Regions from separate parts of the Homo sapiens genome. Here regions 2, 3, 4 and 5 are each linked to region 1. Evidence: chromatin loops called from intact Hi-C (ENCODE). Cell type or tissue: heart right ventricle. All regions are shown on one strand. Each heading gives the region's core, and the rest is flanking DNA. Links, peaks and the distances in the headings are about the cores only. Region 1 overlaps C6 (complement C6). Region 2 holds the start of PLCXD3 (phosphatidylinositol specific phospholipase C X domain containing 3). Region 3 overlaps PLCXD3 (phosphatidylinositol specific phospholipase C X domain containing 3). Region 4 has its middle 57 kb from the start of C6. Region 5 has its middle 80 kb from the start of MROH2B.

Evidence for each region. A loop is a pair of places that touch in the nucleus more often than their neighbours do. Peaks named below come from ENCODE experiments on the same cell type or tissue, not always from the same donor. Only the 100,000 strongest peaks of a DNase experiment are listed, where the experiment ranks them.
Region 2: a loop joins it to region 1, with 2.2 times the contacts of the local background. A loop is called at or near these places in 4 of 110 quality-filtered maps.
Region 3: a loop joins it to region 1, with 2.4 times the contacts of the local background. A loop is called at or near these places in 4 of 110 quality-filtered maps.
Region 4: it touches region 1 in a loop (6-fold over the local background); 11 of 110 quality-filtered maps call a loop at or near these places.
Region 5: it touches region 1 in a loop (20-fold over the local background); 13 of 110 quality-filtered maps call a loop at or near these places.

The regions. Positions count from the first base shown.
Region 1 is chr5:41,191,296-41,196,295 of GRCh38, reverse strand. C6 (complement C6) reads left to right here. Exons shown (of 18, transcript NM_000065.5): 5 at 363-504. Among named protein-coding and RNA genes, the nearest start is that of C6, 20 kb to the left of the region's middle. In heart right ventricle, for the core only: no CTCF peak of the experiment used is centred there; a DNase peak (open chromatin) is centred at 2,305; H3K27ac peaks cover 2,740 bases.
Region 2 is chr5:41,508,151-41,514,610 of GRCh38, reverse strand. PLCXD3 (phosphatidylinositol specific phospholipase C X domain containing 3) reads left to right here and starts at 4,010. Exons shown (of 3, transcript NM_001005473.3): 1 at 4,010-4,187. The coding sequence starts at 4,085. RefSeq lists an enhancer at 3,656-4,484. In heart right ventricle, for the core only: no CTCF peak of the experiment used is centred there; DNase peaks (open chromatin) are centred at 3,950 and 4,290; H3K4me3 peaks cover 2,751 bases; H3K27ac peaks cover 2,162 bases.
Region 3 is chr5:41,341,572-41,348,031 of GRCh38, reverse strand. All of the region lies in intron 2 of PLCXD3 (phosphatidylinositol specific phospholipase C X domain containing 3), which reads left to right. Among named protein-coding and RNA genes, the nearest start is that of C6, 130 kb to the right of the region's middle. In heart right ventricle, for the core only: no CTCF peak of the experiment used is centred there; no DNase peak of the experiment used is centred there.
Region 4 is chr5:41,267,339-41,273,798 of GRCh38, reverse strand. No RefSeq gene overlaps it. Among named protein-coding and RNA genes, the nearest start is that of C6, 57 kb to the right of the region's middle. In heart right ventricle, for the core only: a CTCF peak has its summit at 3,190 (motif pointing left); a DNase peak (open chromatin) is centred at 3,198; H3K27ac peaks cover 724 bases.
Region 5 is chr5:40,988,034-40,994,493 of GRCh38, reverse strand. No RefSeq gene overlaps it. Among named protein-coding and RNA genes, the nearest start is that of MROH2B, 80 kb to the left of the region's middle. In heart right ventricle, for the core only: no CTCF peak of the experiment used is centred there; a DNase peak (open chromatin) is centred at 2,973; H3K27ac peaks cover 2,990 bases.

The DNA.
Region 1 (5,000 bases), core at 1-5,000:
AAAACAGTGACCTTGAGTCTCCCATCCTAGATCAAAACAAAATTCTGAACCTCTTGTTAATTTTCTCCTACTGAACATGATCTCTATAGCGGCTCACTGTAATGGGAATTATATTCTAGGATTATTTCTCTTTTTAAAGACAATCAGCAACTAAATAATTCTGTGGTGACCCTTATAATCTTACAAGTGGAAATTTATCAGTTTATCGCTCCATTTTTATGTGCTCCCTAAAACTCTATCAAAAACAGTGAAGACTTGCCTTCAACTTTACCTTGAAATTTAAAGCATTTGAGTTTCAAATTAATAAATACTTTCTAAAATGATAATTTGTTGCATTGATTTTGTTTGCTTTTCTTGACTAGGCCGCTGCATTGCCAGAAAGTTAGAATGCAATGGAGAAAATGACTGTGGAGACAATTCAGATGAAAGGGACTGTGGGAGGACAAAGGCAGTATGCACACGGAAGTATAATCCCATCCCTAGTGTACAGTTGATGGGCAATGGGTATGTAACATCTTTTTATCATCTTGGGGAGAACAGGTATCAGAACAAATGAGTCAGAGGGAGCAATGAGATACATCATTGTCCATCTTCCTCATTAACTTCTTACTACTCCTACCAGCCCTATCTCTGATACTTAGCTACCATGTTCAGGAGGTATGTGGCCATGATCCTCACTCCTGAGAAGTAAAAGTTAGCATTTCCAAATATAGTTTGTGCCAGGCAATGCTATGGGCCCTTCATAAACATGGCTTGTTTTATTTCTCATACATCTCTCAGAAAGTTTTGGAATGGATTAGAGCAGACTGGTCTAAGCCCATCAAGCTGGGAGGTGCCAGGGTGGGGTCCTGGAGGTAGGCCTTGAATGGGTGAGTAACCACTCAGAAATGTCAGGAGCAAATGGAGAAAGAGGGTGTGATAAAAGTATGCCTATGGGTGGGTTGAAAGCCAAAACACTAGAGAAACAAAACCAGTCTTCCAGCATGAAAAGCAAACCCAGAGTCAAATAATGAGCGATAAAGCCAAAAGGAAAGAAGTTAAGCAAATATAGAAAAAAAGAGAGGGCTAAGCAACAAGGGTGTGAAAACGTAAGAGAGTAAGAGGTGAAGTGAATATAGCTAGGTATTCTCTCCCATAGGCTGTGTGACGTGTGGGTAGGTCAGCAGAGCCTAATGGCAGAAGCCAGACCTATATTACCATCCAGTCTCAGCTTACAAACTGAGAAACGAGTCCCAGAAAGCTTACATAACCTGACCAAGTCTACCAACTAGCAAATGGTGGAACCAGGATTCAAATCCAGACTTCAAAACCCAGGCTTTTTCCATGATTTCATGCTGATTCAGGACTACATCTACCTTACAAATGAGACACCCTGGAAGAAACCTCAGGAGATCACATAGCTCTTTCTTCTAGTGTTCCTACTACAGGAATACCCAATCATGAGCACACTGGGGGTTTTACCAGGGGTTCTAAATTCATTAGACTGAACCTGTGTTTTAGATGATGTTAGGAAATATAAGAGAAGGCTATGAAAACAGAAAAACTGAGCCTTAATTTGAAACATAAGAAAAAATCAGTAAAGATAATCTCCTATACTCTCCCCTTTACATAATAAAGAAACCCCTCTTAAATTTTTGGCCAGAAGGCAGATAGTTTGCTATCAATTTCTATTGCTTCATATTGGACTTTAGAAAATTAGAATCTTCACTTAATGCTGCCAGAGTTGCATAATATGAAAACTCGAGGCACCAAAGACAAACAGCCACAATTGCAAATACAACCTTATTTGATTTAGAATAAAACCCAGAAAATATTGAACCAAACCCGAGGACACCAGTAAAATGGAAAAACCATTAGTCTGAAAGTAAGAGGAGCTGAGTTCTAAATAACTCAGCTGGTTCTAATGTAGAACTAGAACCAGTTCTACATTATCTCACTACACCACAGCCGAGTTATTTAACAACTCTGGGCCTCGGTTTCCTCATCTATATGTTGGATGACTATAAACTGATGTGATGTTCTGTCCTAAGAATTTCTAATTAGTGCTGATTTCGATGAAAGTGCTTCAACAACATATTCTTATCCATGTGCAGAAATGGTTTCCTTCTCTTGGTTTGCCTACAAGAAAACGTCAGCCAAAAACTCCCACTGATAATCACATTTTCTAATGTTCTGATTGATGAAGGGTGACATTACAAAATCACCTTTTGTTCAGTTGATCTAGACTCTAGAGTTACAGATGGGGAGGACCACATGCTATGTGTACTTTGGCTGAAGGACGACGTGGCCCTCTGCCAACCAGAGCTGTTGTCCCAGTGATTCTGAGAAATGAGCAAAGCCTGCCGGCTCGGGACAACCAGTCCTCTCCTTGCCTCCCCAGAGACTGAGAGTTTTGAGAATTGCTTACTGTAATCTTGTTCTAATCTGCTGGCCTTAGAATCTCTGCCTCTCCAATCCTGCTATCCAACATATTTCTAACCACAAAAAAAAAAAAAAAAAATAGCTTCCTGAGTGGCTGACCTTCTTAACTGATATTTCTCCAAGAAAAATTTTAACAAGAGATATAAAAATTTCTACATTGCCAACATCAGTCACTAGGTTCTAAATATGAAGCAAGAATCAGGCAATAATAGCATGCTATTTGTTTTTACCCAGGCTTAGTGTGTGTATAGATACACACACAGTTGAAAGGACACATTCATCTATGTGGCAAAATAGTGAGATCTGTGAGTAGGGATCACACACATATATATGTGAAAATACATGCATACACACAAATATATATTTTTGATTTATATATTTCTAGTTATATTCAAAAAGTTACAAAGTATGACACATAAATCAGATTAGATCAAAGCACTTTAGAAACAATGCTGTATGTGAAACACTAAATTATTTTAAGTCAGTATCAACATCTGAGAGGAGGAAGGAAAGAATAAGACTGAAAATTTCTTCATAGCTGGCTTAACTCCTAAAAGATTTCTCAGGCATGGTCTGCTGGAAATACCTCCATAAAATCCTATCTTCAGGTTCTCCACAAATAGCTGTCACCTTCATAGATTCCTCATGACCTGAGAGCCATTTTTCTCAAGCCCTTTTTTGCTTGTGACAAACATAAGTACATAGTGTAAAGCAGTATAAGGTCAATGGTTTTTTAGTCCTCGCTGTTATGCTTTCAGCTATTTGAATATAATATGCATCTTAGACAACCCACAGAATTCACTCATTTTAAAAAACAGCCTTATTGAGATGTAATTTGCATGCCATACAATTCATCCATTGAAAGTGTCTAATTCAACCATCTTCAGCGTATTCAAAGACTTATATAACCATCACCATGATATAATTTTAGAATGTTTTCAACATACCCAAAGTAAAACCTTTGTACATATTAGATATCAAGCTTCATTTCTTTCCCCCTTCTACCTGACTCCTAACCCTAGGAAACCACTAATTCACTTTCTGTTCATGTAAATTTGTGTATTCTAGACATTTCATAAAAATGAAATTCTACAATATGCAGCCTGTGTCTGCCTTTTTGCACTTAGCATAATGTTTTTAAGATTCATCCCAATACTCACAATTGGTACTACAGAAATACAAATGATCATTAAAGACTATTATAAACAGCAATATGCCAACAAATTTGAAAATCTAAAAGAAATGGATAAATTCCTGGATACAAAAAAAAACTTACCAAGATTGAATCAAGAAGAAATAGAAAACAGACCAATTGTGAGTAATGAGATTAAATCAATAACAAAAAGTCTCCCAAAAAAGAAAAGCCCAGGACTGGATGGCTTCACTGCTGAATTCTACCAAACTTTGTAAGAACTAATACCAATTATTATCAAGCTATCCCAAAAAATCGAAAGGGAACTTTTCCAAACTCATTCTACAAGACTAGTATAACACTGATACCAAAACCAGATAAAGATGCAACAACAACAACAACAAATCTACTACAGGTCAATATCCCTGATGCAAAAATCCTCAGCAAAATACTAGCAAACAGAACCCCAGAGTACATCCCAGATATCTACTATAATTAAGTAGTATTTAATCCAGAGATGCAAGGATGGTTCAAAATATGCAAATCAATAATGTCATCACATCAACAGAGAGAACAAAACATATGATCACCTCAATAGTTGTGGAAAAAGTATTTGATAAAATTCAACATCCTTTCATGATAAAAACTCTCAAAAATTAGAAATAGAAGAAACTTAACACAATAAAGGCTGTATATGGCAAACCCACAGCTAGCATCATACTGGGTAGAGAAAAGTTGAAAACTTTTCCTCCAAGGACTGGAATAAGACAAGGATACCTGCTCTTACCACTGTTATTCAGCATAGTCCTGTAAGTCCTTGCTGGAGCAATTAGGCAAGGAAAAGAAATAAATGGATCCAAACTGGAAAGGAGTAAGTCAAATTGTCACTGTTTGTAGATGACATTATCTTTTATAGCGAGAACACTAAAGACTCCACCAAAAAAAAAAAGGCCCTAGAAATGATAAATGAATTCAGTAAAGTTGCAGGATACACAATCAATATACAAAAATCTGTAGCATTTCTATATATTATCACGAGCTAGAGGGAAAAGAAATCAAGAGAGCTAACTATAAGAGCTACAAAAAAATACCTAGGAATAAATTTAACCAAGGAGATGAAAGATCTCTGCAAGGAAAACTATAAAACACTGATGAAAGAACTTGAAGAGGACACAAAAGAAATGGGAAGGCATCCTGTTTTTATGGATTGGAATATTACTATTGTTAAAGTGACTCAACTGCCCGAAGCAATCTACAAATTCAAGGTAATCCCTATTAAAACACGAATGACTTGCTTTACAGCAATAGAAACAAAGCTCTAAAATTCATATGGAACCACAAAAAACCTTAATAGCCAAAGCAATCTTGAGCAAAAAGAACAGGCCTGGAGTGCTGGCTCATGCCTGTGCCAGCACTTTGGGAGGCCGAGGCGGGTGGATCATGAGTT
Region 2 (6,460 bases), core at 878-5,877, 320 kb before region 1:
GCAGGGCTAAACTGGTGGTGGAAAGAGAGGGTCATCACTTTTTTTCTACTCTGAATTTAAGTACAAAAGTATTTTTGTCCTTAAAACACAGAAAAATTCTTTGGGTGGAATACCTACATAAAAGTTGTAGAGAATGGTAAAAAAAAATTTATTATTAATAGTTAATTTCACAAAGGTTCTTTATTGCCCTTTTGGACATGTTTTAAGTCTGACTCTGTAAGTGTTTGTTTTAGAACACTGTGTTTAAAAAAATAATTTGGCAGAATTGTTTTAGAAAAAGTTCCTCTTTTAAAATATTATTTGACAAAAATGTGTTCTAAAGTTTTCTGATCTATAAAAACCCTTGCTTTTCAGAACATAATTCAAAATCAATTCAGTGACAAAAATAAAATATATATCTCCAATGATTAAGAAAGATTATGAACTAATGGAAGAAAATACATAGCAAAGAGTTATGTATTTTTATGGGTGGAAGAGGATATGAAGTGAGAAAATGCTCCAGATGAGTATCCTTGTTCATCAGCTTTGTGTGTTATATGAATTTGATGGACAGCAGAGCATTACACAAACAACTTTTGGTGGTAGCACGAAGCCACTGCAATTGGTCATTTTTCTCTTTTCATTTATGCCTAAAAGCATTTGATTTTCAGAGGCAGGCTACTATTAATGCCGTAACTAAAAACCATTGGTATTTTCTCATCTGTTTTGTGGGGAAAAAAATGTTGGTCTATATCTTGAGCTGTCTGCATGAATTAAAAATTGAAAGTAGGCTGGGCGCGGTGGCTCACGCCTATAATCCCAGCACTTTGGGAGGCCAAGGCCGGCAGATCACGAGGTCAGGAGATCGAGACCATTCTGGCTAACATGGTGAAACCCCGTCTCTACTAAAAATACAAAAAAATTAGCCGGGCGTGTTGGCGGGCACCTGTAGTCCCAGCTACTCAGGAGGCTGAGGCAGGAGAATGACGTGAACCTAGGAGGCGGAGCTTGCAGTGAGTCAAGATCGCACCACTGCTCTCCAGCCTGGAAAAAAAAAAAAGAAAGTAAATATTACATGCCTCCTTTTGCTATTTTGAGCAGCTATATAAATAAGAAAGAATCATAAAAAAATAAAATTATAGAATAATAGAGTCAAAGGGGGCCATAGAGTTTGGCAGTAACTTCTAGTTAATTTGCAAGTGGGTGTGATGGTTTATTTTATATGTCAACTTGGCTAGGCTGTGATGCCCAATTGCTTGGTCAAACACTAGTGTAGATGTTGCTGTGAAGATGTTTGTCAATGTGATTAACATTTATAATCATTTAACTTTGAGTAAAGTGCATTACCTGTTATAATGTGGGTAGGCCTTATTAAATCAGTTGAAGGCCTTAAGAACAAAGACTAAAGCTATCTGAAGCAGCAGCAATTCTGCCTCAAAACTGCAGCATAGAAGTCCTTCCTGAGTTCCTGGCCTGCTGGCCTGCTCTGCAGATTTTGAACTCAAGACTGCAAGAACAATTCTTATCTCATGTTCCAGGCTTCCAGTTTGCCCTACATATATTGAACTTGCCAGCTCTCACAATCATATGAGACAATTTCTCTAAAATAAATCTCTTTCTCTCTATATATATACTACTGGTTCTGTTTCTCTGGAGAACCTTGATTAATCCAGTGACAAAATTAAAGCCCAGAGAAATTACATGATTGTCCCAATGTGTTTTAGTAAGTGGTAGCAGGGTTGGTGATAGAAAGATGGAGAAACTGGGTCATATAATTGCCCAAAATATTGATTATAAGGCTGGGAAAGAAATTCACAACTATCAACTTTCAGGCCTATCTTTTTTCATGGGTTGCATGTAGAAAATGATAATAACTTATATTAAACCAAGACATTTAAAATCCTGAAATGCAAATCAGATGAAACAGAGAAGGGACTGTTAGTTTGTTTTGCCAAAAGATAGTATGATTCTTTATAGAGGGGAACTTTCCTCACCAGTTAAGGTGGTTTCATTTTGTAAAAAATGCTTTGTAAATTTTTAGGGCCACATAAGCTCAATATACTTTAACAGGGCATGTTTCTAAAATGTGTCTTATTAAAAATGTACCCCAGATTCAATAATTATTTCATGCTTTTGAAAAAAATACTTCATAAGTATAGAAAAGACAAAGAGTGGTAAATACACATATCCTGTTATCTTAAACATGTATGCACTCTCTTCTGGAAGCTTCACCACAAATCTCTGAGTTCTTATTACCACTTTATAATGGAGAAAACTGGGGCTAGCAGAGACTAGAGGACTTGCCCAAACTACTCAGAGACAGAGCAGCTGACCACTAGATTTGAATTTTCCTCATTGCCTTGCAATCATGCCCTGAGACCACCAGCATTAGGTGGTGTTTGTAGGTTTCTTACAGAAGGGTGGTGTTTGTAGATCTCTTGACCAAGAGTCCTATAGTAAGCTAAACTATCATCCTAATTAAAAGGATATGTGGGTTCTATTGTACTAGCATGTATATTAAGATTTATTTGGGGAAAATTTTCAGTATATCTCTTCCTCATCACTAAAGATAACTGTACCATGTCCTCTTGAAGGTATGAATTTATTTTACAAGGGGCATGGAAAATTTGATAACCAAAATAAGGCGTTGCCTCTCCTCTATCTTTCCCATAGTGCTCCCCATTTGGGGGTGAATATTCTTAGGACTTAGCATCATTGTAGAAAATAAGGTAGGCTCTAGGTTTTTTCTTATTTTTTAATGCTATTTGGGATTAAATGGATTTACTAACCTTGAATAATTATTCTCATGTTTCATGGCTCTCTTTGTCTCCTATGTTGATTGTCATTTCCGCAATCTAATAGCATTTCCCATAGAAAAATAAAAATTTACACAACCCTGGCATGAAAGAACAGAGGTCTGTTTATTGCATTTCCATTTCCTGGGTTGCAAAAGCCCAGCACACTTTCAGTTCATCTCTTATAATTCCTATTCAGGCCACTGCTGCTCTCATTACATTTGTAAAACTTCATCTCTCTCCTTTTACTCATCTGAGAGCAGGTGGACCCAGACAGTTCTTTGGAGGCCCAGTGAGTGATTTCTCTTGAGAGAGGCACATCTTTCCAGTCTGCAAAGGAATGAAAATGCAGACAGTCACATAGATCACTTTGAATGGTGCCAAATACATTCCACCAAATGCTACTGGCAATAATTAGAGCATGTCACTGGGAGATGTGGCGATTTTCTTCCAGCATAAGGCTCCAGTCTTACCCTGAGTGCCATGAAACTGACAGGACAGAGGCAGTGTTCTCCATGGAAATAATGTAGACTTCTCATGATCTGAGAAAAGAAGGGGGAGTAGCATTTCTTGACTTTGAAATGTCTGGAGCAAGGTACCCAGGATTAAGTAGGAACCACCTAGAATTTACCATGCCCTTCACTGACTCATACTTACCAGCTATTTCACAAAGTAGGCAAAAGAGTGAATAAAGATAATCATTTTTTAATAAACAGGGTTGTGGTCTCTGGCTGAGGAAAGGTATAACCTGTTGTAGATTACAAAAAGGAAAGCTCTTTGATAAGGACGGAAAGCCCTGAAACCCAGCATGAGAAGTCTGTTCCTCAGGAGGCAATAACATCCCAAAGTCTGCTAGGATTTTAGGTTCAAGTGCAAGACTGTCTTTCATACAAACAGGACGAGAAAGTCACAGCAAAGGATCGAGCAAGCCATGGGCAAAGCAGTTGGAAAAAAATGAATAGAAAAGAAAAATAAGAAACCAGGGAAAGCTGCAGAATGGCGAGGAAAGGCAGAGACGCCTAGGAAGGATAAGACGGGAGGAGGGGGTTGGGGAGGGAGGGGAGAGCGGAGAGAGCTGAGCACGGACGTCAGGAACAAAAGCTCCAGCGGAGTCTGGCGGAGGCACTAAGGGAGCACGGGGTGTTTTGAATAATTATTAAAATTAGCATGTGTCTGCGCCATCCTGTGGGTGTGGCGCAGAGAGGAGTGTAAACTCTAGCGGGGCTAGAGCAAACATTGGATTAGCGGCAGCAGCCTGCCAGCCTGCCCGAGGAGTGCTGGGACCAGCGCGCTGCACGCCGACTGGCACGATGGCCTCGTCTCAGGGGAAAAACGAGCTGAAATTAGCCGACTGGATGGCAACTCTGCCGGAGAGCATGCACAGCATCCCCCTCACCAATTTAGCCATTCCAGGTAGGCGCGCAGGGGCTGCGGGCTAGGCGCTCGGCGCCCGCTCCACCTGCCCCGCCCTGCTTTATCTGCCACTAAGTGGTAACTTGCCACGATGCCCGCGGGAGGGAAACTCGTCTTCCAGGGTGGGTCTCAGGCCAGGCGAGCGCGTGCCGGGTAGCCTTGGGCTTCCTGGCGTTTTCCAAACCCCTAAGGACCGAGGCGCTAGAGTCAAGGTGACTGCTTTTCTCCTGGGCTTTTGAAGCAGGTTGTATGCGGAGGACTGGGGCAGAGGAGAAGCTGGGCTCCAGGATGGTGCCTCGTGACCCCCTCCTATGGTTTCTCCTGCAGATTTGGGGAAGTGGGAGAAATCTCTGGGTCTGCGGGGTGACCGTGTGTGAAGAACGCGAGCTAGTGTCAGGGGCTCGCCTTCGGTGCAAGGACCTGAGTCTATCCCTGGCATGGAATTGGGCGGATTTGATAGATTCTCGGCTACAGTCATTAATATTCGTCCCCAATCTCCTTTAAAAAGACAAAGCGCTTCCCGAAGAGTGATGAAAGTTCAGGGACCAGAGGCGGCGTGATAGCTGCCCTTGAAAAGGAGCCCAAGGGGGCGACGGGCAGAGGGCACCATTTCGTATCGGTTTGGACCCCGGGGGACCTGGCCGAGTGGCCGCTGTCTCGAGTCTGGTCCAAGTGCGTGTTGGCAACACACTTCGCCCAGGTCAAAAAAGCAAACCCTTGCGGACCGTATGTTTACTGCTCGGGACAGAAGCTGGGCAGGGGAACCTGCGTGACCTGAGCGGAGGGGTGGGATTAATAGGCAAATAGTACGGAAAAGGTGACTGAGAATGTGTCCAGACAGTCTAGAAGGAAAGAAGCGTGGACAAAGCGAGGAAGAGACCTGAGGGATCAAGAAGCTTCAGCTTGATGTGTGCGACTTGGACCAGAGACTGGGCAGGTTTCTAGGGTGGCAGCTCCTAACAACCCCCTAGATCAGGTATCCAGGAGTGAGGGTCGTTTCAGGACAGTTTACAACAATGACAGCTGGGACACGGCCATACTTTATTGTCAATTTGGCTATGCAGTTGGGCTGGGGGAGCACACACTTGATCTTTTCAGAGCTGGGCTGGAGGGCAAATTACTCATGAACAGTTCACTTCTGGCCCTGAGCTGAGCTGGGCTATTAAACTCAACGTTATGGTCTACCTCCTCTTGATCTGCCCCATCCAGCGCCCCCTCTCAGCTGTTGGAGGAAAACATAATAAAGAAAAAAACAACAAAAACAAAAACAAAAGAAGGGTTATTTTGAAAATCACTAGATGCTCCAACCAAGAGTGCTGCCATTGATCAGTCCCTCAAATCAATGGTTGTTAGTCAAGTGGATGTTTGGCAGCAATGGCAGGCACAGGCTACTACAAGTGCTATCCACAGAAGGGGCTGTCTCCTTTCGTCCTTCTTCAACAGATAGCTTGCTACCGGCCAGGAATCTCCAAGGAAAAGAACCAACCCCAGCTTCTCCATGCAGCACTTATTCTGCTACCTAGGCAAGCCTGGAGATTGCTCTTTTCAAGGAGACAGTAGAAAGCACAACTTTGGCATAACTCCATTCTCACTTCCACAGGCATTCCCATTCCTTTTCTTCCTTCATTTTTATTTGGATTTTAGACAGCTTCTTTCACATGGTTTCCCCTGAATGTTTTTATATGCATAGAAGGTAAGAAGGGCAATCACTGTGATGCAAACCTTCTGGCAGGTGACTCTCTAGAGCTACAGGATTAAAAGCCTATGTTTGTTTATCTAGTTCTGAGATGGTATGATATCTTTTTGAGTCTACCTTACATTTCTGTAATATTTCACTTTTCAAAGCCCTGTTATGTACACCAGCTCACAAAATCCTTCTAAAACCCCATGAAGCAGGGAGTGCTGGCACTATTACCTCCATGTCACAGATGAAAAAACTGAAGCTAAGTGAAGACAAATGACTTACTATTTATCCCTATCAGTTCAGGGATCTGACCCCTTACTTGGACCTTTGGGAAGATACCCTATGAATTTTGGAGGGAAAGGCTTTGTGATTTGTATCTGGATGATTCAGCAGCAACTGTGACTAACCAGGGTTAAGAAAAAAGGAACTAAGCATTAGTGGGAACACAGTAATTTTCCTTTCCTGCCCTGGGACAAAATAAAAACCTGAGGTGAGAGATTTTGGTATCTGGGTGATCTTAGAGTACAGACATAAAGATGATGACATTGGGCTTCCATGGGAATTTATATTGTTTTCCCAGCTCCTGTTG
Region 3 (6,460 bases), core at 847-5,846, 150 kb before region 1:
CAGAGAACATCTCTAAAAAATCTCCACTGAACTATTTTTACTTAGTGTTTTGGAGAACAATTGCTCACCATCCCAAAGAGTGTAATGCCTATGACAGAGACTGATTCAGCTGCTAACAAGAGAGGTATAGAATAAAAGAGAAAGAGTAAGAAGCCCAGCTAAATTTTATTTTTTATTGCCCAGTTACCTGGTTTTGGATTATATATGTTTTTCCTCTCTCAGTCTTTCCTGCACCTCTTTGGTGATTCTTTGAATAATAGCGCCTCCAGTTGATCTGGTGTTAAGAGTAGGGAAAGACTGAGACAATTATAACTCAGGACAAAGGTGTTAGAGAGAAAATAGTAAAACTGAAGACCAGGGTGAGTTCACATTCATCTTCCATGTCTTCCTTTAATAGCTGCCATAATAAAAAACAACTATAGGTTGGTAACTAGTATCTACAGATGTTGTGCTTGCACAGACACAGCTACACCAAGCTCCCTGCCTTTTTGACTCCAAAATTAAGTGAGAAAGATTGGCAGAGCAATACACTGTTACAATGTAGAATGGTGTCTATAAGGTGTTGAGGTGCTGTGAGATTTCAGAGGAGAGATAAATTACTTTCCTTGGAGTGAGAGATTGCTAAAGATCTATGAATCTGATCTAATAAATGTCCAGAGTAAACCAAATCTACTAAGTGACAAGCCTTGCCATTAGTGAACCAGAAATCATTTTAATAGGTAAAGAATTTTTTTCTAATTTTTTCTAACTTTACTGTGCTGAGGCATCTCTTTGACATTTTAATTTGGAAAATCCTAAAATATCAATTTATTAAAACAAGATACCACGACTTTGAATGGCTAAAATCCAAAACACTGACAATACCAAATGTCCCACCAAATATGGAGCAACAGAAACTCTTATTCATTCCTGTTGGGAATGCAAAATGGAACAGCTATTTTGGAAGTCAGTTTTGCAGTTTTTTACAAAGCTAAACTTAGTCTTACCATATGATCCAGTAATAGCAACCTTAGGTACTTACCAAAATGAATTGCAAACTTATATCCATACAAAAACCTGCACGTGGATGTTGATAACAGCTTTATTCACAATTGCCAAAACTTAGAAGGAACGAAGATGAAGCAAACAAGATGTACTTCGGTAGTTGAATGGATAAACAAACTGTTAAATCTATACAATGGAACATTATTCCGTGATAAAAATAAATGAGCCACAAGAGGGCAGGAAGGAAGCTTAAATGCACATTGATAAGTGAAAAAGACATTCTGAAAAGACGGCATAGCATGTAAGTTCAACCATATGACATTCTGTAAAAGGCAAGTTTATAGAGATAGTTGGAGAGTGGTGATGGTTGTATAATACAACAATGTGAATGTACCTAATCCCTCTGAACTTTACACTTACAAATATTTAAAATGGTAAATTTTATATGTTAAATTAATAAATATATTAATATATATTTTACCACAACATACACATTCAAAATTATAGAGACAGTAAAGGCGAAAGATCAGTTGTAAGGTTTTGGTTTAGGGGAGGGTGGGTGAACAGGTAGACAGCACAGAGCATTTCTAGTGCAGTGAAACTGTGGTACTGTAATGGTAGATAGAGGACATCATGCATTTGTCAAAACCCATAGAACTGTGCAACACAGAGTGAACCCTAATGTAAACTCTAAACTTCAGTTAATAATACTATATTACAACTAGTTTATCAATTCTAACAAATATACTCCACTAATGCAAGATGTTAATAATAGGAGAAACTAGCTAGGTGTTGGTGAGTAAGGGTTGTATATGAGCACTCTCTGTACTTTCTGGGTAAGTTTTCTGTAAACTAGAAACTGCTCTAGGCTGGGCATGGTGGCTCACGCCTGTAATCCCAGCACTTCGGGAGGCCGAGGCGGGCGGATCACCTGAGGTCAGGAGTTCGAGACCAGCCACGCCAACATGGTGAAACCTCCTCTCTGCTAAAAATACAAAAAATTAGCCAGGCGTGGTGGTGGGTGCCTGTAGTCCCAGCTACTTGGGAGGCTGAGGCAGGAGAATCACTTGAACCCAGTAGGTGGAGATTGCAGTGAGCCAAGATAGTGCCACTGCACTCCAGCCCAGGCGACAGAGTGAGACTCCGTCTCAAAAAGAAAAAATAAAAAAAAGAAAAGAAAAAAGAAAAAAAGAAAAGAAACTGCTCTAATAAATATTCATTTGGATAAAGGCAAATAAGTATGTAGCAAAAATTAAATATGGAGTTAACCATGAGTTAAATGAGTTAAAGTTGGGATCTGTAAAGTTAGAGGCTTTAGTGACCTGAATGTGTGTGTGTGTGTGTGTGTGTGTGTGTGTGTGTGTACACATATGTATGTATAAATTTGGAGTAAAGGATGAAACATGGTAAATAATTGGACACTTACCAAGATATTTGACTGTTTGCATAAGCTATTTTTTTCTATTCACTACTAGCCTGAGCTGAATGACAGGCTGTGTTCAGAAAACAATGTTATCTTATGAATATTCTCATTCTCTAGGCTTTCTTATCATCATATTGCTATTCCAGTTATTGCCTTAGTGCATCAGAGTAGATAACGTTAGATAAACCAGACCCAGAATAATATGAAGAAGGATAACCTCTGGACAGGATTTTAGCATAATGGGTTCCAATTTCATCTTTGCCACTGAGTGAAAACAAGCAGGGGCAAGCCACTCACCCTCTCTCATGATTTGTTTCCACATCTATCCAATAAGAGGGTTAGACTAGATCTCTGAATTCCATTTTTGCTCTCAAGTTATTTTGTCTTGTCTGGTTAGATTTAGCCAAAGACATCATTTGGAAAAATCTCAAGGAAAGCCCAAGTCTGCAGAGATCATATTATTTGGACACAAATCTAATGTTGCCTTGCTTCATCAATTACTATTTGGACTTTTGGAAAGAAAATACTCAAATCAATATCCTGACTATTTTGACTGTGTCCAAGTCTCCCTATTATATGCTGTAATAGAATCATTTTGTTTATAGAACCAGTTTGTAATTATGCTTTTATTTTTGTGATTACTTGCTAACATCTGCACACACCCACCTACCTCTAGATTATGAGTTGTATGAAGGAAGGGAATGATTTGATTTTATTCACCATTAACTCCTCAGTGCTTAGTGCCCAGAGTAGGTGGGCAATACATATATATTGAATGAATGATTCTTTATATTAGTTTAATGAAACATAAATATAATTTTTAATTATATGAAGTAAAAGAGAATTTAGATTTTTTGATACATGGCTTGCTCTGAATTAGGATATTTTTTTCTAAATGGTTGTAGGTTTGAAATAAAAATTTTCCAACAGGAACTTAATATTGTAATTTTTAGTAATTCATATAATTTCTTGTCCATAAATGATCTTCTGTTAACTGATGTCAGTCATAGATATCAGCCGCATTTTTATATTTCTTATCTAAAACAATTTCTAGGCAAACAAATGAATTAAAATTATAAGAGCAAAATAATGGGAACTGTTATGAATATAAAACTTATAACAAAAATAACTTTCCTTAAGTGACAAATGAAAATGGATTTCTCATTCTAGATTCAAATATTTCTTTAATTGACGAGTTGATCATTTGGATTTCAGATTTTCATTTTGCTGTGGAAAATAACTGAAAAATGTGAAAAGTTCTACCTTTTATTTGAATAAGAGCTGAATAAATCTGAAACCTTAATTATTGAGTCTACTCTTTCTAAAAATAAGTCGCATTTCTGGATGGATGACTTGGCACTTAATCTTCTGGCCAAATATGTCAACAAAATATTGGACAAACTATCTTTTGTCTTCTTCTATTCTGTGTTCATGGAGTGATTCTAAATGCTAGCTTAATGCCTGCTCTTTATGACCAATGTATTATTCATGTTTTAGAAGTCCATCTGAAATCGTTCCTTTAAAACATGCCCATTAATTCAGAACATCAATTTAGAAAGATTACTTTTTCAGTTCAAGATAATGTTTTATGGTTAATGGAGAATCATAGATGCCATTTAAAAGTTAGAGCAAATACAAGAACGTAAGAAAAAAAAGCAATACAGTTGTTACTTATTTGAAGTTGAAATGGAAGCCTGAGGTGTGAAGAATTTTCTTATCAGACAAACAAATCATCCAATTGTGCTTAAGCAAGTAAATAACACAATTCATGAAAATGTTGGCCTTGTGTATAGCAAACATAATGCTTGGGCTTTAGGAAAAAAATGTTTTAATATGACTGTGACTTGACATTAAACCACGTTTTCATTAAGATCAGAAAAAATGTCAGAATTCTCCTCTAGCTGAAGATATTCTCTGTTTTCTTCAGGTTTAAGTATATTGGATTTTCATTGTAACTACAAACGTTCTCAGTCTAGACACTGTTATGATTTTAAATTATTTCAATCCAAAGTTCAAGATGTAGACACAAACTAAGTTTGTGATTTTAGTAGTAGTACCTGTGAAACCACCTGTTGGGGTTAGAAATTTTGACTGACTTCAGAACTGAATAGACCATTTATTTTAGCCAAAATAAGTCACTTACTTTGCATATAAGCAAACAATTTTCCTTTTGCCTACTAGTAATTCATTTTCAATATATTCACCAAATATATGGATGATTTCTTTGCCTTTGGATTGATTTTTTTTCTGTTTATGTAAAAGAGATTTTTGAAGCAAAACAACTAGTTTTCAAGTAAACATAAAAACTTCAGATTGCATACAAAGGTTATTCCACTTGAAGGAAAAAATCATAATTTTAATATCTTTCATTCAATTTTCTATTATAATTATGGTGAATAAAGTGGTCCTCATGTACTCATTTACTTAGAAGCCCAAAATGGGTAAGGAGCCAGAACAGGAAAAGGTGGAGCTACCTAGGTTTAGCTCTAAGGATCCTATGCTTGTGCGAAGTTGCAGCAAGTTTGATAGCACAGTTTTGTTGATGATAATGAGTTAATTATCACTAAACTTTTACATTTTTCTAATGAAAAGAAAATCTGTACCCACTGCATTCAAACAATTAGATTTTTGAAGCTGCTGATTTGTTAGTTTTGAGAACTGTAGACTTCTAGGACCCATCCATTATTCTTGCTTTTGTCTAGAAATCATCCTTCTTAGATACAAGGCCTATCCCCACCACAAAAAAGGAGGCATCATTGTTTATATTTTTCAAATTGTGAAGCAAGCATTTTCAGCTTATTAAAATAGCTAAGTATGTTATAAATTCTTATAGTTTTTAACTTTTGGAATGAATTAGCTCCTCCTTTTCTACTAATATTTTATGCTGCATTTGGAGATTTTGCTTCTGTTTTGAAATTTCTCCTACAAAAGTTCTATTGACTCAATATATTGATATACTAAACCTAGATAAAGAATGAGATAGTGAAGTGGTAATAAAATACCCACATTAAATTTACAAAGCTTTCTGTACATTTTATTTCAGTTTTGGAAGGTACTCAGCTGCACAATTTTGTATGTCCAAGAAGATATCATTTGTGAACCTTCATTTTAATCATCAAACTGCCTTTTGGCCTCAACTGCTTTGAGGCCCACACTTTCTCTTCCATTATTAACAAGTTTGGGAAACAGAGTCAATAAAATCTAATTATTGACAGATGGTGAAATCAGTACTATTTCCTGAATATATATTCAGGTTTTCTAGATTAAACTAGAAAGTTTAGTCTCTCCTTTCACATACTTTTCTAGGCTCGCTCTTCAACACCTAAAACAGCACCTCTGTTGCCTAACACAGTGCCTGGCAGGCAGTAACCATTTGGCATAACTGGATTGAACAAAAACTATTACATCATTAGAGGGATTCCAAAGTAGGATACTCTGAGCTGATAATATCTTGATCAATTAAAGGATATATGGATACCCTATAGGCCACAGTATCCTCAAAATCACATCTGCATACTCCTGTGCTCATTTCCAAAAGTAACAAATCCTTTCCCAGTTACCCATATTTATCCCTAAATAGAAAGATGAGTAGGCAGGAGCTCACTAGATCACAGCCGTATGATCCAGTCTCATTTTCTACAACTATTGGAACAAAGCCTTCTTGTAGATGGTGGAAATTTCTTACTGTGGACTCATATCTTGAGAGGTAAAGCATGGCTAAGAATGTGCTCCTTTGTAATCCAGGTGAGTTGTTTGGCACCTAAGCAGTATGATGGCATCACAATTTATAAGCTATGGGTACACAATAACTAGATGACAACTTTCATTTTAGATTCAAGTTATTTGAGATTAGCAACACGGGGAGATTCCAAGAGATGTAAAAATAAGTGATAAGAACTTTTTTTTTTCTACCATGGCCTTGCCTATTTATCCACCACCCACCCTTTATGGCCTTTTATAAGGTAGAGGAATGATTCATAGCTACAAGAGGTAATATTGCAAACAGGTAAACCTTATAAACCCAATGGTAACCCAATCCATTTACAAGTGAAA
Region 4 (6,460 bases), core at 906-5,905, 77 kb before region 1:
GTATAGGCTGTTTACAATATCATTTTTCAGTCAAACAAGACCTCTGAGATTGGTTGCACAACTGGATTTTGATTTGTTGACTTGGTCCTCAGTCTTCAAATGACTAAGTAGATTATTTGATTCTCTTAATTTGTATTAATAAATGGAGATGGGATAATGGTCAGCCATTTGAAAAATAAATATAACTGGATGTTTCCTTTACTCTTTTCACAAAAATAACTTACAAGGGAATCAAAACTTTAAATGTAACAATATAAGAGTATTATTTATAATCTTGGAAAAGATAAGACCTTTTAAGGCTAAACATAAAACTCAATAAACTGCAAATTAAAAGAAAAAAAAAAAAAGAAACAAAGCCTGTCTAATCAGAAAAAAACTTGGGATCTATAGTAATTAATCAATCAATGGCTTTTTTTGCCTGGCTGCAACAACTATACCTATTGTAAATTCTCTGGATTTTCTAAATCAGTGATTTAAACCCAAATTTTACACACACAAAATTTTAGTGTGTGTAAAAGCCATAAGAACCTTGTAAAAAATGTTGAGGTAGGCCGAGCCTAGTGGCTCACGCCTGTAATCCCAGGCGTGAGGATTACTTTGGGAGGCCGAGGCAGGCAAATCACAAGGTCAGGAGATCAAGACCATCCTGGCTAACACGGTGAAACCCCAGCTCTACTAAAAATACAAAAAATTAGCCGGGCATGGTAGCATGTGCCTGTAGTCCCAGCTACTTGGGAGGCTGAGGCAAGAGAATTGCTTGAACTTGGGAGGTGGAAGGCAGAAGTTGCAGTGAGCTGAGATCACGCTATTGCATTCCAGCCTGGGTGACAGAGTGAGACTCCGTTTAAAACAACAACAACAAAAAAAAAAAAACAGTTCAGATCTAGACCCCCACATCCAAATATTGTAGTTTAGTAAATAGGACTGTGGTTTAAGAATTTATGTTTTTTAACAAGCACTTCAGGTGATTCTGATAGACATAATTCTTAGCCTACATTTTGCTAAACACTAATCTGTAACTACTGGGATGCCTTAAAGTCCAAATTTGTTCTCAAAAGAAGAGTGTAGCTAACCCTCAGGTTCTTGGCAGTATAACTAACACTCAGGTACTTGGCACCAAATGGAAAATTTAAAAATAAATCAAAAAAGCATTTTGTTACAAAGAATGGAAGGGGGAATTGTAAAATACAATGTCATACTTTTCTTTCTTTATCAATTTACATGCATTATTTTCCTATTTTTATGCATTCTCATTTCATTATGAAATGTCAAATAAAATGGTAATTCAATGATGGAATTTTCTCTTTCCAGAGTCCCAGAATACAATCAGAGTGATATGGTAAACTCTTGTCATTCTTTGTTGCATTATGAACTCATTATGGAAACAAGAATCGTTTTCAATAATCTTCAGATTCACAGAAAGGCAGCTGAGGATAATATGACCTACCACATTCTGCTTGCTGGTGTCTGAAGCTTGTACCATAGACAGCTCACACACAATGCTTATTTACCATTGAAATTTTATTTACTCACATTAAATCAATTTCTAAAAGAATTTCTTTATAAGCAGCAATTTCTCATGTAAAGAAGTAATCAAGTGAGCCTTTTAGAAGCTTATATACCAGAGATTTATAGGGTCTCCATATTCCATGTCTGGCCTGACTTTGTACTTAGCCAATCTCAGTAGGTAATCTAACTTAGGAGTTAAAAAGGAAGGAAGAAAGGGAGGGAGGAAAGGGAGATGCAGTTAATAAACTCTAAGTTACCATAATAACCAGTTTTAGAGATATGAATTTGTGCAATCACTGTAGTTCATCACACATAGCATTACTTCATATGGAATATCTACTGACAACTTGATGAAAAGTTTGGAAAGAGGAATATGTGCCTCACTGAGTTAAAAACGAAATGGCTTGTGCATTTAAACACATGTGGCAAAGCTTAAAAACCAGTTTTCATCAAATGAGGTTGTATGCTACCTTCTACATAGCCTCATTCTAATGAAACCTTATTTCCCAGCAAACTCACCATTTAAGAGAGCCCTCCCATGGGCATAACTTAAAGAATAGGACCTCCTCCTCCTACCCATCCAGATTCACATTCTTTTAAAACATTCATCCTTTTGCTGTTCATTTATTCTCCCTTGCCTTATTTTGTCCATTTGTAAAAAAGAAGACAGTAATGAACCAACCTCATTAAATTGTTCTGAGGATTAAATAGGTTAATGTATATAAAATATTTTGAAAAACATCTGGCATTTAGTAAGGGTTAAGCAAATGTTTAAGAAAAATTCTCGGCACAGGTGTTTCTGCCATATCACTATATATACGTGCATTCTCACATTTTTCAAAATCATGCATTAAACATAATAGGGTTCATGGAGAAAAACAGTGTGAGAAACAGATCCCTCAAAACCTACAGCACTTTTTGGCCAGGGCACTAACAAAAGCAGTAACAATCCTAAAGCGAACACTAGCAGAGTTAAATCTCCACTTGCCTTCGCCCTAGAACCTGAATCAGTTTACCCTCCGGTGTCTAAAGCTCTCTTCTTGGAAATGGAGGGCTTTAAAAACAGTTGCTTTAATACAAGCCAGTTACATCCAAAATAAAAATATGATTCAGGAATGTATTTTGTTGTTGTTGTCATTTTGTTTTAACACAGGGAAATGTCTTTCCAGGTTCTAATCTTCACTTACGCTACCCTCAGATAGTTTAGCACAGTGGACAGCATAGCAGTTCTTAAGGCCATTAACCAGCTGCTATCTTGGACTAAACAGAAGACATTTTGAGATTTTTCAACTTTTTTTTTTTTAAGATCTGCAAATGTCATTACAGTTTTATTTTATTTAACTGTGAGGAAACTTACCCTTGATCATGTCAAATGATGGACATACTGGGAAAAATCATGTTTGGTTCAATTTGTCTGCCCTGTTGTGCTACATAATTCCCCTGATTACCAATGCATGTGAGTTAACTTTCATTTTAAAATACTTGTTGTAGCAAAGCAGACTGTAGATGTAATTTTTAAAATCCAGAGGATTTCAGAATTGTGGCTTGATAAACAGTATCTTACAGGTTCAATTCCCTCCAAATGGTCTTTTTCAAAAGTGAGTAACTTTTGACTAGCCCAGTTATTAAAGGCTAACAAACCCTGATGAGTTAGAAGTTTGGAATACTGTGTACACTGGTGCACCCTGGTGGTAAGCAAAGGGCAGTCAGACTTCAGGTACTCGGCTAATATATCAACTAGGGAAAGCAGCTCTGTGGTTTCAAGTGCCATTATATCTCAGCCAGTAATAAACATATAAAACTCAACTCTGATCTTCCTCAGAGGACTTTCTTTTGTTGTTGTTGTTTTCCTTCCTTTGGTCATTGCTCATTGCTTGATTTTTTTCCCCCTTTTCTAATTTCTTCTTCTAAACGGTATTGGAAAAGAAGTAAAGATTTCTACTGTTGCTCTAAAGTCAAGAACTGTTTTTCTCAAAGATTTTAGGCCTTGGATCCTTTGAAGGGTGGACGTGATATGACAACAGGCAGTGGATCTCAAGCAGCTTTTGGACCCCCTTAAAGATACCTGCTGCTCCCATGGATTACTTGTTACACCCTTTCTTCCTGCTCTTCTGTATCACCAGAAAAAAAGAGAATCCAAGGACAGCTGTGGATAAGGCATCAACAGCTATCCCATCAACAAGGAAATTCTTGTTATATTTTAGGCATTTGTTCTACTAGATACACCACCATAGCCTACATTAAGCACCCTCCAGAACCATAGTCTGAAGATCCCAAGGGTAAGAAAATCACAATGCAAAACCTAGCTTACTTCACTCCAGCTTTTCACAGCCTCATGCTACACTATTTTCTTTAAAAAAGTGAAGTTTTCTGAGGTCCTGTGTCCAGTATTTCAATGTATGAACACTACTTAGACTAAAGTGAGGACTTGCTGAGTTTTATTGGATTGTTTTTGTTTTTTGTTTTTAAATTAGAGATGAAATCTCACTATGTTGCCCAGGCTGGTCTTGAACTCCTGGCCTCAAGTAAGCCATTACACCCAGCCCTTGCTGAGTTTTAAGTAGATTAAGTCAATGGAACATTACCAGCGTTAGCTGTGATCATTGATAAAAGAGAAAGCAACACATCTCAGAAGAATGGAGAGCTCAAATCATTCCTCAAAATACGAGGACTTGAGTGGAAGAAAGGGAAAGCCAGCCCATCATAACATAATTAGAGAGAGGTGTCCCATTTGAATGTGCTTTGAATTTCTTCATCCTTGCAGCCATTCCCCATCACCTTAGTCAATAGGAAATCATCAGTATACATTATACTTTATTTGCCTTATTTCATAGACACTCCATGTAGACTCAGACTCCTAATGATAGTGTCTAGATTCTGACATCAGGTTACCTGAGAAGCACTCTTTCTGAAGTCAGAAGTAACTGTCAGAGCCAATGGATGAAACCAAGTCCCCATCTGGCTGATGTCTCTGCTACCTTTGGTCTGACTGTATAATCTCACACCCTTCTCCCAGATATGATCTTCTTCTCATGGATCTATTAATGGCTCTGTCTCACTCTAATGTTTACTGTGATCACATGGTCCTTCATTTCTGCCTTTCTCAGCATGTCAGTTCCATTTTCCTATCCACAGACTCAGCAAGTCTATAGTGCTTCTGCTGCCCACTTGCTTGTGGTCCTGGCTTGCCATGACACCAGAACTGACGTCATGCCTACATAACCATTTAATTAAGCATACTATATGACCAGGTACAGTCATTGACCTTATCTAGTAAGACAAATGCCCAAGCAGGAGAAACTGCTTGGTCACATTCAAGCCAAAAGATGAACTAGCTGCAGGCCAGGTCTAATCAGTTGGAGGTGGTGGTGGGCATGCTACCCACTTAGTAGGCCCTGTAGGGAGCACTGGGTAAACATTAATTGACTGTCAGCTCATGGCATGCATTCTTCACTCTTTGCCCTCAGCCCACAACTGTTGTAGCCCATTATTTATCTCTTATTATTCCCCTGCCCTCCTGTCAATTCTTTGCTATATTAACAATGGAAGTTTTGCCATTTTTGCCTTACTTTCTCATGCTTTTACAGATGTCATTCTCTCTGCCTGAAATGTCTCTATTGTTTTTTGTCTGCAAAATTTATCTTGCAAGACCCAACTTTACCTTCTGTGGGATAACTTCCCCTACTGTTGTAGGCACTAAGTTCTCATTCACCTTTGCACTTACTTCAATTTTATACTTATTGTACCCTGTGGACACTGTGCATTAATATATTTTTCTCCTGTAATAGAATTCACATTCTTTGATGTACATGACTATCTCTTAGTAATCATACCCTTTTTTTCAGTGCCTAGGACTGTATCAGGAATGCAGGCATTCAATAAAGATTTCCTGAAAGAATCCATACATAAGTGAGTTAGGAGTCTAAAATGAAAATGGAAATATTAAATAAAGGATAAGGAAAAGGGGAAGAAAGGGACTGAAACAGCTTACATACAACAGTCATTCTTTCAGGATTCTTTTGGCCAAATAAATGCCTGTACTAAGACAAATTTTTACTGCTTCAATTGGCTTCTCTGTAAAAGGTAGGGCACATTTATGGGGAAAGAAATTGATACTGTAGCTTATGCACCATAAATCACATTACAATTAACTTCCTTTCTATAAAATAAAGAAGCTAGCTATAGCTTTTCTTAATGCTGATATCCTGGACATATTCTTAACATAGCAAAGCTTGAAATTAGCATTATTAAATCTTTCTAACTTGTATTTATTTGGGATAAGAGTAGGGGGGTCAGCAAAATTTTACTTACAGAAAATTAGAATTATTTTCTAATTTCCTAATATAGAAAAATAGAAAAGTAAAATTATATACTTGTTCAATAAAGAAGTGTTCCAGTTATTTATTGTTTCATAATAAACTACCCCCAAACTAAGTAATCTAGAACAATAATCTTTTATTATATCTCAATATTTTATCTGACTTTAATTCAAGCGGGACTCAGCTGTATAATTCTTCTGCTCCTTGAGGCATTGACTGTGGTCACTTTGCGATATTTAGCTAGATGAGCTGTTCTGGAGGGTTTGAGGCAGCTTTCTTCGCATTCCAAGAGCCAGGGTGGGGGTGGCTGGAAGTTTGGGCTAAGATGGGCCTCTCTCTCTCTCCATGTAGTCTAAGTACCTCTTCAGCACTGAAGGTGAACTTTATGTATGGTGGCTCTGGCCTCCAAGAGACCAAGGTGAAAGCTGTTATACTCCCAAAGGTCAGGACCAGACCTGATATAGTGTCAGTACTCTAATGGTTAAATCAGTGGCAGGGTGGGATTCAAGGATGTGGCGGAATAAGCTTCATCTCTTGGTAAGGGAATAGCACATAATACAGGCACAGGAGAAAGAAAGGCAGCCATCTTGGGATGGCTACCACAGAGATATAACTTTATTACTTTTAAGAAG
Region 5 (6,460 bases), core at 696-5,695, 200 kb after region 1:
TGAGGTGGCCCCTCTAATTCAGGAGACCTCAGCTCAGCATCTGCTGCTCCTGCTCTGCCTGTTTCATAGTTGTTTCTCTTGCCAGACCCCATCAAAGTCTTCTTACTTGCTCTCATAACATACAGTACACCACAGTCAGGCTTTGTAACAGGAGACACATTTAGATCTCTTTTTCATCCCCAACAAATATTCCTACCATTCCCCCTCAGAGAGTTGTCACTAGTCCTCCTTGATACTTCTCTTCCCAGTCAGTCCCCCAGGGCCCTCTGTGGTTCATTTCTATAGTTCAAACACAGGCAGGTTACTCAAGTGAGAAAGTCCCTGATATGGTTTGGCTGTGTCCTCACACAAATATCATCTTGAATTATAGTTCCCATAATCCCCACATGTCATGGGAGGGACCCAGTGGAAAGTAATTGAATGATGGCGCAGTTACCCTCATGCTGTTCTTGTGACAGTGAGTGAGTTCTCACAAGATCTTACGGTTTTATAAGAAGCTTTTCTCCCTTTGCTCAGCGCTTCTCTCTCCTGCTGCCTTGTGAAGAAGGACGTTTTTGCTTCCCCTCCCGTGGTAATTGTAAGTTTCCTGAGGCCTTTTCAGCCATGCAGAACTGTGAGTCGATTAAACCTTTTTCCTTTATAAATTACCCGGCCTTGGGTATTTCTTCACAGCAGCATGTGAAGGGACTAATACAGTAAATTTGTACTGCAGAGAGTGGGTTGCTGTTGTAAAGATACCTAAAAATGGGAAAGCGACTTTGGAACTGGGTAAAAGGCAGAGGTTAGAACAGTTTAGAGGGCTCAGAAGAAGACAGGAAAATGTGGGAAAGTTTGGAACTTCCTAGAGACTTGTTAAATGGCTTTGACTAAAATGCTGACCAGTGATATGGGTAATGAAGTCCAGGCTGAGGTGGTCTCAGATGGAGATGAGGAACTTGTTGGGAACTGGAGCAAAGGTGACTCTTGCTATGCAGATACTGGCAGCATTTTGCCCCTGACCTAGAGATCTGTGAAACTTTGAACTTGAGAGAGATTATTTACGGTATCTGGAGGAAGAAATTTCTAAGTGGCAAAGCATTCAATAAAAAGCAGAACATAAAGTTTGGAAAATTTGCAGCCTGATGATGCGATAGAAAAGGAAATCCTATTTTCTGGGAAGAAATTCAAGCTGGCTGCAGAAATTTGCATAAGTAAAAAGGAGCTGAATTTTAATCACCAAGACAATGGGGAATATGTCTCCAGGACATATCAGAGACCTTCATGGCAGCCCCTTCCATCACAGACCTGGAGGCGTAGGAGGGAAAAATGGTTTCATGGACAGGGCCCAGGGCCACCCTGCTCTGTGCAGCCTCAAGACAGGGTTCCCTGCATCCCAGCTGCTTCAGCTCCAACCATGGCTAAAAGGGGCCAATGTACAGCTCAGGTCGTTGCTTCAGAGTGTGCAAGCCCCAAGCCTTGGTGGCTTACATGTGGTGTTGGGCTTGCAGGTCAACAGATGTCAAGAATTAAGGTTTGGGAACCTCTGCCTCGATTTCAGAGGATGTATGGAAATACCTGGATGTCCAGGCAGAAGTTTGCTTCAGGGGCAAAGCTCTCATGAAGAATCTCTGCTAGGGCAGTGCAGAAGGGAAATGTGAGGTCAGAGCCCCCATACAGAGTCCCCACTGGGGTACTGCCTAGTGGAGCTGTGAAAAGAGGGCCACTGTCCTCCAAACCCCAGAATGGTAGATCCACTAACATCTTGCACCATGCACCTGGAAAAGCTGCAGACACTCAATGTCAGCCCATAAAAGCAGCCAGGAAGGGGGGCTGTACCCCACAAAGCCACAGAGGCAGAGCAGCCTAAGGCCATGGGAGCCCACCTCTTGCATCAGCATGCCCTGAATGTGAGACATGGAGTCAAAGAAGATGATTTTGAAACCTTAAGTTTTAATGACTGCCCTATTGGATTTCAGATTTGCATGGGGCCTGTAGCCTCTTTGTTTTGGTCAATTTCTCTCATTTTGAATGGGTGTATTTACCCAATGCCTGTACCTCCATTGTATCTACAAAGTAGCTAAATTGCTTTTGATTTTACAGGCTTATAGGCAGAAGGGACTTGCCTTGTCTCAGATGAGACTTTGGACTTGGACTTTTGAGCTAATGCTGGAATGAGTTAAGACTTGATAGGACTGTTGGAAAGATATGATTGTATTTTATGTGAGGACATGAGATTTGGGACAGGCCAGGGGTAGAATAATACGGCTTGGCTGTGTCCTCACCCAAATCTCATCTTGAATTGTAGTTCCCATAATCCTCACATCATGGGAGGGACCTGATGGGAGCTAAATGAATGATGGGGGCAACGACCCTCATGCTGTTCTCATGATAGCGAGTGAGTTCTTATGGGGGTAATGACCCTCATGCTGTTCTCATGATAGTAAGTGAGTTCTTATGAGATGTGATGGTTTTATAAGGGGCTTTTCCCGCTTTTCTCAGCACTTCTTTCTCCGGCTGCCATGTGAAGAAGAATGTGTTTTCTTCCCCTTCCACCACGATTGTAAGTTTTCTGAATCCTTCCCAGCCATGCAGAGCTGTGAGCCAATTAAACCTCTTTCCTTTATAAATTACCCAGTCTTGGGTATTTCTTCATAGCAGTGTGAGAAGGGACTAATACAGTCTACTTGAGAGTCTCAGGGAAATAGAGTTGTAGAGGAAAAGCATGTTCAAGTATTCTTGAAGAAATTACAGATTTCTTTTAGTCTCACTCCTGTTGTTTTTCTCACTATTAGTTGCACATATAATCATTTTTCAATTTTTGTTTACTTTAGGATGGAGATTTTGTAATGTTCATGGACTGCCTAGTGGCTAAGCACTGCTTTGAAGAACTCTGAATCATATTATTTTGCTACTCAGAACTCTGCCCTTTAACCCAACAGTGGAAGCCAGTGTTCTGCTGGTAAATCAGGCCTGTTTAGTTTGGCTGACCCTGCCATGGAGGCAGTTTTACCAGAAAAAAAGAAGAACAAAGATCACAGACAGGAAGAAACAAATAGGCTTCCAGTGAAAGAAGCCAGAGAAATTGCTCAACTGGAGTTGTCCCAGTTACTGCCACTGTTTCAAAGGATAAAGTACAGAAAGAGGCACTTCTGAAGCACTCACCAGGCTCTAAAATTAGAGCAAAGTTTTCTAATGGTTTTTACTCTTACTTGAGTTAGTCTCCAACCCCACCATCATCCTTCAGATTTCCTGAGTATAGAAATAGAGAATGCGTAGTCAATTAGAAGGGCTAGTAACCTGTGAGCTCATCAGGAGCCTGGCAGAGAAAAACTTTCTGATAACAGTTTTATGTAGCTGCAGCCTGGGAATTATCATTTCTTCAGATTTCTCTTTCTTATGCATTGCTGGTATCCCTTAAACCATGACAAGCAGAAAATGTGACAGAGTCGAGGAACATGAGGGAGGGACAGTGGAATTCATTACAAGAATGTATGTGTGTGTGTGTTTGTGTGTGTGTGTACATGTGTGTGTCTGTGTGTGTAAAAAATCACCAAGTCATGACCTGAAAAAAGGACACTTGCTTTCTACCTCTACTTTGTCAGACTTTCTTTATCCAACAAAAACATCCTTACTTATTTGTATTCCTTCTGGATGAACTGTCCTGGATTTTATTTATTGAGTTATGTGGTTATCCTAAAGGCAAGATAAATTTGGGGAATATAACTTTCCAAATATATGTGACTCATAGCTTCTTTTTCAATTTGGGAGCCACTGAAAAACACAAGATAAGAAATCCCTTCTCTTACATTACCTACCACTACCTCCAAATATTCTGGGTCTGAGGATTAAAATAGTCAATACCCTAGAACTTTCTTAACTGCACAGTGGTCAAAAGAGGCTCTATCTTGGAGATGGAGAGCCTGGGAAACTGCTTATTAGCCTGCAGTACAGGTTAACTAGGACTTTTTCAATTTTTCAAAGAGAATAGCGGGTGTTTGAATCTACCTTTACTCTGCTTCCAGTGGAATCATAAGAAAACCATTCATTATCCAATCCTCAGAGGCTGTGCTCAGGGTTGAAACAGTGGGAATGTGCCTGCCCTGTGGATGGGGCAGATAGGCCTGTGGGCAGGGCTTGATGGTGGCAGTTTCCTGATCTGTTACATTCAACAGAGGACAGAATGAAGCCCTTTCGACAATAGCAGAAAAGTTTTATTAAGAGATAAAGATGACCAAATAGCAAAGGGACCAAACGTTGAATGACAAATTGAGTTAATCTTTATTCAGAAGACAGTGGGCAACTAAAAGGGGTTCTTGATCAATATAGTAAAATGATAAAATCAGCGCTGTAGGACATGATTAACAGAGTAGATAAACTGGTAAATCAGACACTAGCTGATAGGTTTTTAGACTAAGGAAATATATAAAGAAATGACAGAGGTGGCCAGGCACAGTGGCTCACACCTGTAATCCCAGCACTTTGGGAGACAGAGGCAGGCGGATCACCTGAGGTCAGGAGTTTGAGACCAGCCTGGCCAACATGGAGAAACCCTATGTCTACTAAAAATACAAAATTAGCCAGGCATGGTGACACATGCCTGTAATAATCCCAGTTACTCAGGAGGCTGAGGCAGGAGAATCACTTGAACCAGGGAGGCACAGGTTGCAGTGAGCCGAGATTGCACCATTGCTCTCCAGCCTGGGCAACAAGAACAAAACTCTATCTCAAAAAAAAAAAAGGAAAAAGAAAAAAGAAATGACAGAGATAATTTTGCTTGGAAGATTTAAAGGGGTGAATCAAAGAAAACTGAGAATTTAAGCTTAAATGACTAGGATAATAAAATGAAGCTGCTTCTTTCCCAAGATAGGTGCTTGTTCCCAAAATTGCACAGCATGGAAATAAGAAAATACCCTCAGAAGCCGGGGGCGGTGGCTCACACCTATAATCCTAGCCTTTTGGGAGGCCAAGACGGGAGGACTGCTGGAGCCCAGGAGTTCAAGGCCAACCTAGACAACATAATGAGACCCCCATCTCCACCAAAAATTTAAAAAGTTAGCTGGCCATGGTGGCACGCACCCATAGTCCCAGCTACTCAGGAGGCTGAGGTGAGAAAATCACCGGAGCCCAGGAGGTCGAGGCTGCAGTGAGCCATGATGACACCACTGCATTCCAACCTGGGTGACAGAGCAAAACTGTCTCAAAAATAAACAAATAAAAAAAAATACCCTCAGTGATGTTGCATTCCACTTTTGTGAAGCAGACCGCCATGCAGTTCATGTCTGGACTTGAATGAGAGGCTTATTTTAAATGCTATTATATTTAAGAAATTTCTGCTTTTGACCATTATGGAGTGACAGGAATTAGATTTCCTCTTCCACCTTAATCAACTGGAAAAAAATGAAAGTCAATGGTTTTTAAACATTTGACAAAAGTCATTGAAGGATTATGACCCCCAAGAGAAGGGAAACAAATGAGGTGAGACTTAGACTTGCCACGGCTTACTTCCCGGTGGCGATTTCCAGGCCACTGCACAGGTAGGTGGATTTCAAACAGTGTCCATTGGCTTCACTGAATTGAAGAACTAAAACCTCAGTTTGGGGAGTCAAGGCATTAGAATTTATAGAGTAAATTGCCTGAGACAAAGGAGCTGCACAAGGAGGAATGAGAGCTCTGGAGCTCAGCAGAGTGGGACCGTTGCTGATCTATGCTGAGTGCTGACTGGAAGCTGAGCTGTGTACAAGTGAGGGAGAGAAGTACCAGAAACCAGAAAGCCTAACAATTCCTAAAATTCACATAAGGAGGGATCATTTCGTACCAACCAGAATGGAAGGACATAATATAAACTCTAGATTAATGGTAGCTTTTGATTGCACTAAAAGATTTAACCTATTCTACGTAAGTTAGCTGTGCATTAGGATCAAATCCAGCATGAAACAATGTAAAATTTGTCAAAAAATTGTAAGTCATTCAAAAAAGAAATAATATTAACCAAAAGAAACTTTTTAAAAATAATTGAAATGGACCCATAAATGCCAAAATTGATTGAATTAATATATTAAAACTTGTAATGCTATTAAAAATGTGCTCCATATGCTCAAGACAATGAGGACAAAAATAGAAAATATTAAAAACTTAATAAATTATATAAATATATATTTTATATATATATATCCTTTAGGATATATATGATATCATATATCTATATCTATCCGACTGGTTCTGTTTTTCTGAAGAACCCTAATAAAGATTTATGTACTGAGAGTGGTTCTAGAGAAACAGAATTTCAAGGACAAGTTTTCTGATTTGGATCTGAGTTTAAAGATGCTAATGACTCTATTTCCAGTAGTAAAGAAAGCACTTACACACCATGGCATGAACTGGTAATAGAGATAAACGAAATATCTGCATTGGATATTTCTGATCAACCACTCATAAGAAGCAAGGAACTAGGCAACTAGCAGCATTTACTGGCACATGATAA